Regions from separate parts of the Mus musculus genome. Here region 2 is linked to region 1. Evidence: chromatin loops called from intact Hi-C (ENCODE). Cell type or tissue: heart. All regions are shown on one strand. Links, peaks and the distances in the headings refer to the core of each region. The heading gives the core; the rest is flanking DNA.

The links. Hi-C counts contacts between places; a loop is a spot of excess contacts. Peaks named below come from ENCODE experiments on the same cell type or tissue, not always from the same donor. Only the 100,000 strongest peaks of a DNase experiment are listed, where the experiment ranks them.
Region 2: it touches region 1 in a loop (2.1-fold over the local background); 5 of 42 quality-filtered maps call a loop at or near these places.

Annotation. Positions count from the first base shown.
Region 1 is chr11:103,354,827-103,362,946 of GRCm38, reverse strand. Arhgap27 (Rho GTPase activating protein 27) reads left to right here. Exons shown (of 18, transcript NM_001205236.1): 2 at 613-740; 3 at 2,029-2,700. The coding sequence starts at 2,047. Among named protein-coding and RNA genes, the nearest start is that of Arhgap27, 4.8 kb to the left of the region's middle. In heart, for the core only: a CTCF peak has its summit at 3,706 (motif pointing left); DNase peaks (open chromatin) are centred at 2,546, 3,696, 4,466, 5,476 and 1 weaker place; H3K4me3 peaks cover 1,858 bases; H3K27ac peaks cover 1,070 bases; H3K27me3 peaks cover 2,808 bases.
Region 2 is chr11:103,693,928-103,702,047 of GRCm38, reverse strand. It overlaps Gosr2 (golgi SNAP receptor complex member 2), which reads left to right and starts at 4,325. Exons shown (of 6, transcript NM_019650.4): 1 at 4,325-4,418. The coding sequence starts at 4,390. C130046K22Rik (RIKEN cDNA C130046K22 gene) reads right to left here and starts at 4,324. Exons shown (of 3, transcript NR_102389.1): 1 at 4,176-4,324. In heart, for the core only: a CTCF peak has its summit at 4,000; DNase peaks (open chromatin) are centred at 3,553, 4,167 and 4,327; H3K4me3 peaks cover 1,950 bases; H3K27ac peaks cover 1,497 bases.

The sequences.
Region 1 (8,120 bases), core at 2,161-6,160:
ACTGGCTAAGGGCGCCTTCCTCACCGCTCTCGCATCCCTCCCCTTCTCTTCGCTCACCCCAGATAATGGAAGGATCTGAGGCACAGGTCCTCTTGTCACACAACCGGAGACACAGCACTCCCCTGTCTGTGAGCGTCCCTGCAAAGGGACTCTAGTTTTTCCAGGCCCGGACAGGCTGCTCCCAGAGAGAGCCTCAGAGGGCGGAGGTGCTCCCGGAATGGGTAGTGCTCTTAATCTTGCTGTGAAGGGCTCACAGTTCGTGATTCAGGGAGCAAAAGGCCCCGCTCGGAATGTGCATGCCAGGACAAGACAGCCAACTCCGCCGGGCATTCCCAGAGCATCGCGCCCGCGGAACGCCAGGTCCTCTAGGACAACAAACCCCTCTGAGCGTTGAGGGGGTGGGGGGGAGCAGGGCCTACTGACTCTTGGGCTCTGCTCGCCTATCCATCAGCACCCCTTCCACTCAGCCCCTTCCCCATGCCTTTTTTTTTTTTCCTGGAGACCTCAAGGGCTCCAGCACAGACATTATGGCTTCTCCGCATCCTCTCAGACAAGCTGTATTGGGGACTAGGAACAGCCCTACTAAGTGTCGGTCTCCGCCTCTCCTCCCAGTGTCTCCTGTTTCGCGCTGTTTCTTCAGTCTCGGTCCTTGGAAGTCCCTCCCACAGATATGGTAGAGGCCTAGTCTGCTTCCCTCCGTCAGCCCCGCCCATGGGCAGCCTGAGATCCTCCCAGCTAACGTGAGTGCACGGTTGGGGTCCTGGGAAAGGGGGCGTAACCCAAGGGTACACACTTCTAGGATTCTGCTCGGCCAGCTCTGGTCTGCCATTTTACCATCTCTCGGGTCAGGATGCTCAGTGACTAAGTTTACACCCCTTCCATCATCAAGGAACTCTTGAAAAAAGAAATCAGCCTTAGCAAGACGGTGGACACCCCGCTGCTGGTCCCCAGGCCACCTTGTAGGGCAATAAACGGAGTGGTCATTGTAAGGTTTTGGAGTGACCAGTACTTCCGGAGTAGGCCACCTGCTTCACTTTGTTGAAGACACACAGTTGGGATTGTTCACGCGCGCACACACACACACACACACCAGGCACCAGACAAAACTAGCATTGGTGGGGGGGGGGGGGGTCGCGTTATAATGATCACTCCAAAGAGATTTAGAGGACCCTGGTGACACTGTTGCAATGCATTCCCTAGAAGCTACCCCCCCCCCCCCGGACAGGCACTCCTTGTAGGGAAGGACCCCTAGGCAGGTGAAGAGACCAGGAAGCCTCTTAAGAGGCTGCCGAAGAGCTGGCGTGCAGGGGGCGGTGCTGGCCCTAATGGGCGGGCCAGACTTCACGGTTCACGTGTGCGACGAAGCCACTGGGAAAGGGAAGAGAAACCCAGAGAACCGGTTCTCCAACCTTAGCTGTCCAAGCCCCTACGTCAAAATCACCGGATTAAATAAGACAGGGACACTTCTAAGGTAGAACAACTTGGGGGCTGCCCTAGAGCCTGCGCCCCGTCGTTAATCTCGCCCACCTAGAGGGCAAACTCCTAAAGGGAGGGGGTACTTAAGAGCTTTCCACGGATTCCCTGCAGGCTGGAGGCGTCAGGGTGTGGCGAGACGGGGGGCAGAAGAGCGACGGGAAAGGGGCCTTAATTCCCAATTCGCCAACCGGGAAGATGAGGTTCCCCTAACCTTCAGGCAAATGTGCTATCTATCTTGCAGTCACCGCAAATCTTTAAGCCAAGGTTTCCCCCAGAGTAAAGTTGGATTCCTATATCACCCTCAAGTTCTCACCAAGGGATGACAGGGAGACACATATCTCACAATCAACGACACAGAATGGAATCTTAAGCATGGGAACTTTGAAGATGATTTTATCCACGTCCCCATTTCAGAGAAGGAAAAACTGAAGCCCGAATGCAGTGGGCGTGGGCAGGAGCGGGACTCGAACCCTTGTCTTTGAGCCCCGGACTCCATGCTCTTCCCCGCTGCGCAGTCCTGACCTTGGCGGCTCCTTTTCTTGTTGCCTGCAGAAAAGCGCGGTGGTCGCGATGGCGGCGGACGTCGAGGGGGACGTGTACGTGCTGGTGGAACACCCCTTCGAGTACACCGGCAAAGACGGGCGCCGCATCGCCATCCAACCGAACGAGCGTTACCGACTGCTGCGCCGCAGCACCGAGCACTGGTGGCACGTGCGGCGGGAGCCCGGGGGTCGCCCCTTCTACCTCCCCGCGCAGTACGTACGCGAGCTGCCCGCGCTCGGCGACCCTGCCCCGGCCCCGCAGCCTTCCGTACCGCAGCAGCGCCCCGCAGTCCCGGAACCTCTGGCCTACGACTACCGCTTCGTGAGCACCCCGGTGGGCGCCGATGGGTCCTCTGCCGAGCCCCGGGGCCGCGCCAGCTCCCTGTGTGGCCCTGCACGACAGCGCACCGGTGGCCAGCGCAACAGCCTGGCTCCGGGAGGGCCCGCCTGCCTTTACGTGCGGCCCGCGGCGCCTGTGCGACCGGCGCAGTCCCTGGATGACTTGGCGCGCGGCGGTACCGCGCCCCCTGCCGGCCTCCTCGGCAGCGCGGGCCACTTCAAGGCCTCCAGCGTGGCGGGCTCCTGGGTTTGTCCCCGGCCCCTGGCGCCTAGCGACTCGGAGAATGTCTACGAGGCCATTCCGGACTTGCGCTGCCCTCCGCGGGCAGAGAGCCCAAAGCAGGTAGGTCGCTGCGAGCGAGGGGGCCGGAGGGAGGTCACAGTCCAGCAGAGTCTAGATGCTTTTTTTTTTTTTAACTGAGGCCACTGGATGTCCCTCCACCTCACTTATTAAGTATTCACGTTTTCATGCAAAATGCAAATGAGCTTGATTACTACAGAGTTCTGCCCCAAAGCCCGCGGGGATGTTAACTAACCTATGTCCGAATAACGGATGCATGCGCCGAATAACGTTCCTAAAACGCCACCTGCTCGGTAAGGAACAGTTTGGAGAGGTGGACTCTCTTCTTCCCTAGAAACTTAGGGTGGAGGTTGGGTCAGATGAGATGGTGGATGTGAAAGTCAGACATCTGCTTCTCTTTAGCATAGCTTCCAATATTTCAGTTCCTTAAACAAAAACAAAAACAAAATTTCTTAATGGGCTTGTTTCAAGTTTAGTTATGGTGAGGTCTTTTTCTCTTTCGGAATCCGATTGTGTTAATCTGAGACACTGGAAACAGCATTTCTAACACTCTTTATAGCCTCGGAATCTTCTTTCTCAGTCCTGTCCTCTGGAGCCTTTAAGGGAGGGACAGCCTGCGGGGGGTGGGGGGAGGGAGAAGGGATGCTTCCAAATGATTCACATCTGCCACCCGCTGTGGCATTATCCACAGCTCCCTTCCTCTCTCAGGCACTGAGTCCCGGGTGAGAGCCCGGGTGCGAGCCCGTGGGCCAACTACTTTGGCCTTGCCCCTGCTAGGGTTCCTCCTAGCAGAGTTCAGGTTCTGAGGCTACTGAAACCCGAATTTGACTCTGCTGGGTCATCTGCCACGTGATGACGAGCTCGGTGTCCTCGTATGTAAACAATACCCAAAGAATAAAGTAGTTGTGAACCTTAAACGCAGTGAGGCGTGGAAGCACTTGGAGCCAGCGGGTGCACGTAGAGTAACTAGGGTTCCATCCGCTGTTCGCTGCAGCCCTGAGCCTCTGCGCTCAGGTTTCCGCGGATCATCCCTCCCCCTTGTGGGCACTGCGGAGAACAACACTCAGCGGGCTTGAGTGTCTGCAGCAGATCAATGGTCGTCCTCATTACCCACCAGCTAGCTGGTCAGGCGCCTGTGGTCTATAGATGGCTAAACGTTCGCGCTCGGTTCCCTGGCGCCCTTGAGCAGGCTGTCTTCCTCTAGGGAACTCCCGGGCCTTTCCAGATTGTGAGTCCTAGTAATGTTGGGAATGTGTCTGCTGCCCCCACGAGCGAGCTCCTTCCTGGCTGTGGGAATGGCACCTTTGTGCTTGAGTTCCCCAGCGTCTGGCCAAGGGCTTTCTTCCACTGTATTAAGAAGCGAGGAGCTGCAACCCCACCACTCCTGACCCAGCACTATGTAAGTCTCCAAGGGCAGCTATAGCTACCCAAGCTCTGGGACCAGAGAAAGGGAATCCTCATCTCCACCCCAGCTTCCAGAATCGCCTGAGAAATTTTCCCAATCCAGAAATCCCCCAGGGTTCCTGACCAGCAGTACCTCCCCCGTTCCTCCTCGCGCTCCCAGCAAGCTCCCTGTTGCCAGTAGTTTGGAGATACCTCTGAAGGTGGACTGTTACAGACACAAAAGGGAACCATGAAGTCTGCCAGAGATCTGGATGCAGGACAAAGAGGCTGCTGCCTGTCTCTAATGAACTCGTTGGCTTCAACTGAGTACTCAGCATCTCTGGTCCTGTTTGCTCCGGAGTATAACAATAGCACATTCTCTGTTGTGGCTCTCCCCCCGGACACTCTGTCCCCAGCAAACTGCAAGGATGGCTTGTTTGTTCTCCCTTGGGAAGGAAATCTCACCCTTGCCCTTCCTTGTCCCAGGCAACATGGGAAGGAATTTCCTGGAAGGTGATCCTGGCTGTTTTCCAAAGAGTATAGGTGTGCGCTTGCACATACACACACACACACACACACACACACACACACGCCCTTGCTCATACTCCCATTCCCACTCCCCACCCTCATAGCTACTCACAGCCTCCAGCCACAATCTCCCAAGTCTATTTGCTTCAACACCCCCACCCCTCCACCCACTCCTCTTCCATCTACCTCCTCTACCCCCCCAACCTTTCCACCTCCCACCCCCTCTACCCTCACCCCGTGAGCCTGCAGACCTAAGGAATGATGGTAGCACAACGGCCTGGGAGGGATAGACGCCCCTGCCACACACTGTTCAGGCTGTATGGAGCTATGGCGAGGGTGCTGTAGAGCAAGGGCAGAGGAGAGACATGGACAGGCCCTTATGGGGGTCTCGTAGTCCTGTCTTAGCCCACCATTTGTGCTAGCTGTGATATCTACCATCAGGCAGGACTTTGTGGGAATTCCAAGTTATCCTGAAGCCACCGGAAGGTTCTCGGTAGGGAATGGAATGGGCTTGAGAAGGACTCCTGGGCTGGGGAAGAACGGTTTGGCCGAGTCCTGGTTTCCCGCTCATACTGGTATGGCCAGTGGTGCTGCTTACAGAGGCCTTGGAGGGGACGTGGAGGGGAACAGGTGGGGTGTACCTGGACAGAGTTGTCAAAAGTATGAAAAGAGGAATTCAAGAGGAAAGGAAGGGACCACGGAGGACAAGCAGGGGCCTGAAAGCCAAGGTGACTGCGCACAAGTCAAAGGCAACAGGACATTATCCGACACGGCCCTCAGAAGGCTGGCTTGTGGAGGGATTGCAGAAGACAGAAGGCTGTGGGTCAGGGGCTGAAGGGTGTAGGTGGAAAGAGCAGGCAGCTGGCAACAGCTTGGTAGCTAAAGGAAAGAGATGCTCTGGTCAGTTGGAAGGGTGAACAGATTACATCATCCCAAAGTCTACGTGAATGGAGGAGGCCAGATCGAGAGAGCAAGCGGGAAAGGCCAAATCAGGAGGAGGGGCTGATCAGATAGGAGTCCTGGAAGAAGGGCGTGACTGGGAACGGGAGCAAAGGTGTGGGCCACGAGGTGTCACGGGGTGAAAGGGCATCTGCCTGTCACATACCAGTTCAAGCCTTAGGGCAGGTCACTCAGCAGACACAAAGAAGAGGGAGCTTGGACCATATTTGGCATTTTATGTTCACAGCTCATACAAGTACCTCACACTGCACCTGGTGTGCGTTGGTCATGCAGCTGAACACGAGCTGAAGACAGTCCCCAGGGGCTAGCAGTCCTATGTCCTCTCACTCAGAGGCCTGCACATGCACACACAGCTCAGGCTAGTGTCTAGCAGCTCAGAAGGCAGCGTAGAATGCCCCTCTGCCTTCAAAGCGAACAGGATCATAAAGAAAGTGAGTTCCGATCAGACCCCACCCTTGCCGCCAAGTTTAATCTCAGCAAGGTGGTCCTCAGAGGTGCCCAGCCTTGTTCCCCTGGGCCAAAACAGTGGAAGCAGAAGACAAGCAAAACACTCTCTTCTGAGCACAGCACACTGCCCAGCCAGGGACCCTCCAGCCCCCACCGCCTTCTTTAAGGGCACAGGGTCGAGGTGGGGGGTTAGGTAGCCTGTGCCCCTGACAGGGTTAGGGCCACACAAGAGACCAAGCAGCAATGTGGCCTCTGAGGCCCTGTCTGTAATCCCAGCTAACTCAGAAGGCTGAGGCAGGAGGAACCCATTTTCAAGAGCACCTTGGGCTATAGAGTCAGTTAAAGGCCAGCCTGGTCCACACAGTCTCTTAAAGTAATGAGTGAAAAGAAAGCCAGGGTGCCTAAAATGAGTCTGGGTTCAGTCCCCAGCATTGTCCTTCCCCTGTGGCCTCTGGCCTCCCTAGCTAGGAGATTTCGGGGTGTGGTCAAACCACCCACCCTAACCTTGGAGGTAGGAAGGCCCAGGGAACAGATGGTCTAGGGCCCGCCCCTGCTGCCTGGGCATTGGTCACTGGCAGGACAGGTTCCAGGCCTTGTTGGAACTTATGCAAACAGCCCCAGAGGCATTGCTTCTGAGCTCAGACAGAGCCTGGACTGAGACCCCCCCAGAGCCCTCATTTCTCCCACCTCAGCCGGCAGGAACTGTGTGAGTGATCCCTCCTGGGTACTGAGAGTGGGGGTGGGGTGGGGTGAGAAGGACTTGCCTCCCTCCCAAATTCCCCCACCTGATCCCTCCCTGTCCTGTATACTTCCTGGGACGACTGCCTCAGGGACGGACTCAACCAACCATGTGCTCTGAAAAGCTAGGGATCAGTAAACGCAAGGAGCGAGGAGGCCGAGATAAGGACATCCAATGAGCCGCCCCCGGCCCCGAGGCACCCAGCCGATCCCTAGCTCAGGCAGCTAGCTGCTCACCAGGCTTCTTCACACCTATCCGGATCTTTTCCACCCCTCTGCAGCCCCAGGACCTGGTCTCGGGGTCTGGTTTAAGGGAGAGTAGGAAGAACAGATCTTCCCATCCCCCCGCCCCCCTTCTTTACCTCACCTACCTGGGCTCCTACTCACTGACTTCACCCCTGCAAGCTGGCGGGGGGTGGGGGGGGCACCCTGTCTTCTTTAGATCCTAGGGGGCTGAAGCCTTGCTCACTCTCCGTCTCTGTTTCCCTTCATCCAGTCTTAAAGCTGGAGCTCCTGCGGCTTCCATCTATCTGAACCCTGGACTCTGACTCTCTCTCTCTCCCTCTCCCTCTCCCTCTCCCTCTCCCTCTCCCTCTCCCTCTCCCTCTCCCTCTCCCTCTCCCTCTCCCTCTCCCTCTCCCTCTCCCTCTCCCTCTCCCTCTCCCTCTCTCCTGCCCTCTGCTCAGGAGTGGGAGGGGACAGTCTTCAATACCGGCTGTCTGTCCGCTGGCCGGGTGATCAGTGCTAGGTCTTGAAGCACATGAAGGCCCGTGGTCATAGTAACTGGGGTCCGGAATGTGCTCCAGGCTCCGTGCCAGAAAAGCATCTAAGGTAATGAGCACGGGCACATAGGTTGGTCCGTGTCTCGAGGAGCAAGAACAGCTAGGCCTGTGGCTCTGGGGCACAAGAACGCTTGGTTAAATCAGGGAAGCTCCGGTTTCTAAATTGAGAAAGGACTGTGGAATCAAGGGATCCCCCTCACTGCCCTCCCACTGCAGGCTCCTGGGGGTCCCTATCCTGCATCCTTCCTGACTGGAGACTGGAGGTCTCCTGTCTAATCCTGGGACATAGAAGAGGAGCAGGGGTTGCCTTGAGGGACAGTCTCTCTCTTCCTTGTTCCCAGGCAGGAATGTCCCCCAGGCTGTTTGAGTGTGCAAATTCTCTACCCTTCCTGGTAAAATGGTTTGACTTCTTTTTTAAATGTTGGAGGGTAAACTGCAGTCTATTTCTGCCTGCTTTGGGGTCTTCCCCAGATTTCCTTGTGGGAGTTTGCCACAGGCCAGCTCAGTTGGCTAATAGGGAAGGGCAGTTGCCGGGGCTCTCTGCCATTCATTCAAAAGTGGTAGGTGCTATACTGGGCACCATAAAGGCAAAAGAACCAAAGCAGGTAGCTTATTGTCCAGGAG
Region 2 (8,120 bases), core at 1,705-5,704, 340 kb before region 1:
GAAGGCACAGCTGGAGCTCAAAGAGGAAGTGGGAATTGATCTGGCCTAAGATAGAGGGAACGGAGTTAGAGGCACAGGGAATAGTAGATGCAAAGGGCCGAAGACAGAGGCCCTTGTGGGGAGAGCTGTGATGACCACAGTTGGCAGGAGTGACCACATGGCCAGGGATGAGGCTAATGAGGTGGGCTCATGCATGACAGGAGGAAGACATAGTCCTGTGGTCTGGAGCTATCAAAAGGCTCGCTGTGTAACACTACAACTGGGCTTTGGAACGGTTTCCTGAGAAACACAAGATTTGTAGAAAACAGAGGGAGGAGAAGGTGCTGATGGCTTGACAAGATAACAGAATCATCCTATGTGGTCTGATGGAGACAGCCAGAGATATAAACTCGAGTGGTTTCAGAAGTAAAGAGAACACATCGGAGGTAAAATGAACGGCAGACCAGATTGACTGGCTGATTTTTGAGATAAGATCTCACTATGTAGTCATGGCTAATCTTAAACTCACAGAGATCTGCCTGCCTCTGCCTCCTGAATGTGTACTGGGATAAAAGCATGCCTGGCCAGAAATCTTTTTTTGTTTCTTCAAAAAAGGATCTCCCTGTATGGTTCAAACTGGAGCAAACTTATGTTCCTTCTGCTGCTGCCACCTAAATTGTGTGCATATAGGCATGCATAATTATACCCCAAGTTTGCCACCTCACAAACGAGAACAAATAGGCCAAGTGTCAAGGGGTGTTTGAAATCCGGCAATTAGAGAGCTGTGAGTTTCCAAAGACTCAAACAGAAGAAGTTCTGAAAGTATGAAAGCCACACCATCCTGTCTGAGGCCCAACACCCTCCAGAAGTCTCCAGGTTACAAGGTGGACACTTTTCCTGACTGTAGCTTCACCAACTCTCCCACCCCCACTGCCTGGCAACCTCAGCCTTCTCTGCTTTGGAAACCCTCTGCTTTAGCCAAAGGGACTCTCACAGACCATCACCTGAGCTGGCCTTCCCTACTTTACCTCTCCACTTGCTGAGATTCCCTGGCCTGCCTCCCCGTGACACATTGTCCGTGCACTTTAAGGTCCTGCTGAAATCTCATCCCTCTGGACAGCCTCTTGGTTTGAGACCACCTCTTCCTTATCAGCATCTTAACCTTTCCCTTTGTGGTCCTGGATGTTAAGTCTAGGGCCCACGCCTGCCAGGCAGGTGCTCTGCCACGGAGCTGCCTCCTCAGCTTTTCCCCCATGGCAGATTTAGGTGCTATTATGCATCACTAGGTTTTCATAAGCCCTGATCCTTATCACCCTGACCAGATCAAGTCTCTCAGGTCAAGTATCTATTTTACCACCACTTAAAAGTATAGTGTCTTAAGCCAGATGTGGTGACTCATACCTTTAATCCCCAGCATATAGGAGACTGAGGCAGGAGGATAGCAAATTTGAGGCCATCTTGGGCACTGTGACACTGTCTCAATGCACTTCCTAACCCCACTTAAAAAGGATGCAGCAGTTTAAACAACACCCATTCCACTGCATCCCTTAGTGTCATGGGACAGGGACTTGGGTATATGCCTGCAGGGCCTCTATGGCTTTAAGCCACATGCTGGCAGTCCTCCAGCAGTGGCCATGACTAACTCCATTTGATATTATTACTTTCTAAGGCCAACTGACTTTTGCAGTCAATCTCCTTTGCTACCTATGACCAATGTGATGACTTCATGAGCTACCGGGTCAGTCTCAAGTTGTCAGGTGAGAGCCAAGTGTTCCTTTCATGAACAGGACTTCTATTCCAGAGCCACCCTATCCATCCTTTCCCACCCCCCCTGCCTCTACCAACTGGTTTCAGTGTGTGGGAGCCAGGGTGCAGTAAACACTGGGGAAAAAAAACACATTCTAGGAATGCAGGAGATGCTATATTGCTGCACACTAAGCCTACAAAATTCCTAACTTGATTTCTTTCACATTTTTTTTGTGAATGTTTGCTGTAGCATATTTTAGATGGTCCACTTGGACAAACAGCTGGGAGGGCTGGAGAGATATCTGAGCAGTTAATATCACTTGCTGCTCACCTAGAGGACCCGAGTTCAGTTTCCAGCACCCAGCTGAGTTCCATCTGCACTCAAGAGCACATAGCTACACATAGACACATAGAAAAAGGAAACACAGAGGACACACCTTCGAGTGTATCTGTTAGGGTATTTCCAGAAAGGGCTGGCTAAAGGGAGAATACTCACTGGGTGTCACTATCCCATGGGTTCCATCCCTGACTAAATAAGACAGAAAAGGAGAAAGCCAATAGAATGCCAGTCTTCTCCTTTCTGTGGTCTGGTCTGCTGTGATGTAGTGAATTGTTGCCTACAGTCTCAGCACCGTGAAGTGGCCTGCCACCATGACTTTGCTGTCATGGTGGGTGGTATCTTCTCACACTGTGAGCCAAAAGAAACTCTTTCTCTCCTAAGGAGCTTCTCTTCAGGCCCAAGTCACAGTGAGGAGAGAAGCCACCAGCGGATGCTGTTACACAGTACAGGCAATACCTTCACTAGCAAAGCACAGTAATGGTTTGGGTCAGTAATCCCCAGCAGTGGGAAGTGTGCACAGCATCCTGGGTGCCAACGCAGTCAGCACTAGCAAATGGCACAAGGAATTGGAAAGGCAGGGAAAGTTACTGAGACTGATGCATTCAGGCCCTGAAGACCTGTGGCATTATAAATAATAACAGCTTTGTTTTCTTTTGTTTTTCATGGTGGTCAGAAATAGCACATTCAAAAATAAAGGACAAGAACAGGTATAGTTACTGGGCCCACAGTGGATAGTATAAGGAATCTTTGCTGTATTTATTACAAAAAAAGGGAATATTATAAAAATGAATACCATCCATCCTGGCAGCAAAGTCATGGTGGCAGGCAGCTTCATGGTGCTGGGAATGGAGGCAGCTACTCACTGCACCTCAGCTGAGCAGAAAACAAAGGAGAAGACTGGCACTTTCCCCCTATTACTTATTTTTTTCCTGTTCTTATAAATCTGTAATATAATTTAAAATCAAAATGCCTATAGAGCAAAGACCCACAAAGATTTGACCTGGGACCTCACACAAGTCAGAGACAATTCTACTGAGACACACACAAGCACACATATACATACTTCCCTGTGCATCCCTCACCAGCAAAGTACTAAAAAACTAAGGATACAGCCTTTTATCTATGCCCCGCCCCCACGCTACTCAACCTTAGCTAAAGTGCACCATTCCCACAAACCCTCTATCGGTTCTTGAAGGCCCCCCATGCTTTCTTGATCCATGAACCCCTACTGCTCTTCTCCAGGCAAATGGTCCTTAGTCATACCCTAAATGTTGATTGTTAATTCAGCTTTAAAATAAGGACTTTCTCAATAGACAGCGAAACACCAGGAATGTGTTTTACCTGGGTTCCTATCCTACATATCTGTGCATGGTGCATAGTAGATGTTCAATAAATGGGAGTGGAACTGGGAAATGTAATGTTAGGGAAAGAATGAATATGGGCGGGCAGTCTCTTGGGACATAAAACTGGGAGGGATGCAGGATACAGGAAAATCCAAGCTTCAGCTCACCAAAGGAAGAGGAACAACTCCTCCCTTGGGAGGAACTGTAGATAAGAACCTAGATGGATGGAAATGAGATGGGCCTAGGTGAAGACAAGTGTTTGAACCTTTCCAAGTCCTAATCCAAATGTCACCCGCCCTTCATGTCTTTAAAAACAATTTCCTATTGACCACAACACCAGCCCAGCTCATTATCTTTGTATTTATTTGGATGTTCTACCATTATCTTTGTACTTATTTGGAATGTTTATTTGTATACAGATCGTAGTTCCTTCTCTAGTCCAACCTCTTGAAGAACAGGGAAATTTTGGTTGTTCCACGTCATATGCTAACCACTCACTCACTGTGGGTTTACTAAAAATGAGCCGGAGATGGGAAGACTAGTGGGCGGACTAGTTCGAGGCAGGAAAAGCACGCGTCGTGAGGAAGTGAGATTCCCCAGACCTGTAATTACACACTCCAAGGAGAAGCCAAGCCCGACCGCGGGGCGGAGAGCGACGTAGAGAGTCGCCGGCGACTTCTCGGGGGAGGCTCTGACGTCAGTGCCTCGCGACCGTCCTCTCCGCTACCTGATTCAATCCCGGAGCTGGACTTTAGCAAAAAACTCACCCCCGCCGCTCTCCGCGAGCTCCGGCCCGGAGCCACACCCATCCCTCGCGTCCCGCTTTCCTTCCGCGCAACCCCGTCTCCGACCTCACAACCACCACGGGACAGGCACACTCGCGGGCGCCCTACTCAGCAGGGCGGGCCCTGAGACCGGAAGCCGGAAGTGGGGTTGTGAGGACGTGTTCCGAGGAAGCCGCAGGCCGGCTAGGCCGGCGTCATGGAGCCCCTATACCAACAAACGAACAAGTGAGGGCTGCGTCGGGGAGCGGGCTGGGCTCCGCCCGGGCTGCGGCCCCTAGGGCTCGGGGCTCTGGGGACTGTCATTGTGGAGGTTTCCGCTCGGGCTGCTCCGCATCTCTTAGCCCCTGGTGCGATGCTCTTAGCCGAAGGGGATCGAGCCGGGGCGCGAAGGCTTGGGCCCGGTAGCTCTTGGCCGCAAGCCGTGACTGCCTATTGGCAAGGGAAAGCAGCGCCCCTAGGTTACAGCACTTGATCCAGCACCTGCCAGCTTAGTCCTCCGGGTTGGTAGAGCTTAGAGAACAGAGAAAACTGTTGCCGAGGCTTGTGTCTATGAATCTATTGCTTAAGTGGGAGTGTCAGGGGTTGTACGAAAGAAGTATTTTGTGTACTTGATTGGACATTTAAAGAACTTATTTTTGTGACACAAAGACGGGCAGGTAACTAGTGACTATTTTTGTGAGTCATATCTGATTACAAGTTAGCCTTAAGGAAATTGAAATTGAGTCTTAGATTAGCTTTTCATAACTAAGTTTCCTTGGTGGGTCCTTTTTTTTTTTTTTTTTTTTTTTTTTCCATACCGTCCTTTGTTTTGGGAACTTGCAGTGTTATGCAGCTAGACACCATGAGGGGCCACATACCTATGTTAGTTTAAGAACTTTCTATTGATTGTATGACAGCACTGAAAAATCTTATTCCTTGGGCCTGAAAAATGACATAAACTAGTCATCCTGCCTCCCCAGGAAACTCATAACAAAAAGAATGGAAATAAGATGGTGGTTATTCTCTTTTTACCTTTTTTTTTTTTAAATTTGTTTATTATATGTAAGTACACTGTAGCTGTCTTCAGACACCTCAGAAGAGGGCATCAGATCTCATTGCAAATGGTTGTGAGCCACCATGTGGTTGCTGGGAATTGAACTCAGGACCTTCGGAAGAGCAGTCAGTGCTCTTAACCTCTGAGCCATCTCTCCAATCCCCCTTTTTACTTTTGTCAACAAAATGTTTGATTTGGGTGGGGGAAAATAAACTACATTGTAATGACAATTTGCATATTATATAATAAGTGTAGGAAGAGATTTTAAAAGACTATCCTGTGAGTCACGTGGAAAAGGAATGAGGCAGAAAATTGCCCTCATTTACTAAGAACGGATCCTTTCCATAGCAAGACACATGGACCTAGCAGAGCGGTGAGTTAATCTGCTAGTTGCTGAATTGACAGAACAGTGTCAGAACATACTCGTCTCACTAGAACTTTGAACTGATTCTGTGATTATCTCTAACTGTGAAGGTACGTTGACATAAAATCGATTATTTAAAGTCATATAGCTGGAAAAGTCCTGAGCACTGAGTGGATGAACAAAACAAAAAAAAAAGAAAGAAAGAAAGACAGGATGTTTTACATTAGCAATATTCTACTAGGATGAGCTTTAAAGAGAATCCAGTAGGCTTCCATTTTGGGTACTCATGTTCATAAAAGATACATTTGTCCCTTGTGTTGTCTAGCTGCCATCCTGGAATTCATCTTTAGATAGTTTGGAGTAAGTAGGTCTCAGACACAAACAGCTCTGGAGTGATCACGCAGGCTTTTCTGGTGGTTTTACTCAGTAGTTAGTTTTAAGAATTATTATCTCAAGATCAGTTTGTCAGCTTGCCTTAGGAGGTAAAGACTAGCTATGGAGGTAGAGTGGAAGACGTGACAATAACCAAGTGCATGTGAAAACTGTGGGCGTGTATGTGTTGTGTGGGTGTGTGTACATTCAAGATGGGATTCTATTACATAGCTGAGGTTAGCCTATAAGTTGTGGTGTAGCTTAGACTGGCCTTGAACTTACAGTCCACCTGCTTCTTTGTCCTGTGTGCTAAGATGACAGGTGAGCACCACTATATCCACTACTTACTAACTTCCTCCCTTCCTTCCCGTCATGTCCCATCCTGTCTGATCCAGTCCCTCCCAACCAATCAACCAACCTCCCTCCCTCTCTTCCTCTGTTCATTCGTCCTTTTCTTTCTTCATCCGTTTGTTTGTTTGAGGTAGAGTCTCACTTTGTAGCCCTGGCTGACCTGGGACTCACTATGAAAACTAGACTGGCCTGGAACTCTTAGAGATCCACCTGCCTCTGTCTCTCGAGCTGTTGGGATTACGGATATACCACCACTCTCATTAGTTTAAAAGCAACGGCAGTTTAACTTGTTACTGTTCTGGGTTACATAGCTTCTTCATATGGCAAAGGGTTCCATAATCTCTCAGATAATTGTTTCCATAGCAGCTCAGTTGGAGACTTGAGACAAGGAGGCACCAAGAAGTAAAATGACTTGCTCATTGTCTGTCAGCTTTTCGTAGTTGAACTAGATTTGCAGCTGAGATCCTTTAACTCCCAAACCCTGTTTCTTGTCCGTGGTGGACAGAGGTAGTGAGCCACAGACTGACTGTGGTGGAGGTAGGCGGGTAGGTTTATGACCTTCGTTTTCACTTGTGTGTGGTCCAGGCTGTTCTCAAATTCAAGATCTCCCTGCTGGGATTATAGACAGTACCACCATTGGGCCCAACAGATTCACTGACTTCTTTAAAGAGCACTTTCGTGTAATAGTCTTCCTACGACATAAGGAAAGCTTTAAAAACAACAACTACAACAACAACAGCAGTGCCTCTTGCTTGCCACGTACTAGCTCTCTGCCTGGCTATATTACCACCCAAGTCCATGATGGACCCCATGCTAGACAGGCCAGAGATGCCTTTTTCTCTCATGCCTACACCACCAAGTCATATTTGGGCATCACCTATCACTTGGCTGTGTAGGTGGTGTCTGGTTCCTAGTTGAATGGAAACAGAGTCTCCAAGTGCCAGATTACTAGCTCCCTCCATGCCTTTCACACCTGCCATGTTGTTTGCTGTCATTTCTTAGAATGGAATGGGATGTAGAGACTGGACTTCCTTTATTGATTATGTCTTTTCTAATTCATTTACATCCAAACAGGACTTACAAATAAAAATCAAATGGGGAAAGCCAGTAATGTTTTTCAGTAATTTCTTAAAAGTTATCCTTTTTAGCTTGGGGTATTACTATTGTGTGTCCTGCCCTTGAGACTCTCAGACTTGAAAAGGACGGACAGGAGCGCCATTGCAGTTCTGTCTTTGCTCATTAAAACCTTTGTAAGGCTGGGCAGTCTACGGACCTGGTGTTGCACATGTAGGGAGCCCTCTTCCTCCTCTTCTTCCTCTTCTTCCTCTTCTTCCTCTTCCTTCTCCTTCTCTTCTTCCTCCTCCTCCTCCTCTTCTAGGAGACAGATAGTAATTTTGTGATTTGTAATTTGTTTCCTATGTAAAGCTGAAATGTGGCATCTTAGAACATGGACCTTTTGCTTGGGGGACTCCCTTAAGCAGAAGTAGGAGGCAAACCCTTCTCTGCTTATGTCTATTCCAGATATTTGAAGAGCATCCTGTGGTGTCTTGTTTAACCGGCCGCAAATCTCAGTCTGTACTGTCTTCAGGCTCCATTTATCATAGACACCAATGGAAGACACCAACACCTTTAAAAACCAACCAAGATTTATAATTATAATCCTCATTGTGTCCTTTCCCACTGTGGGTGACCTGAGGTTTCATTTCCCGCTTTCCCATGGACTACTGTGATTATGTAGCCCATTTGTTTGTTAAATTGTGGATGAATGAATAACTTAAGTAATGAGTTTCATAACTTAACCATTACA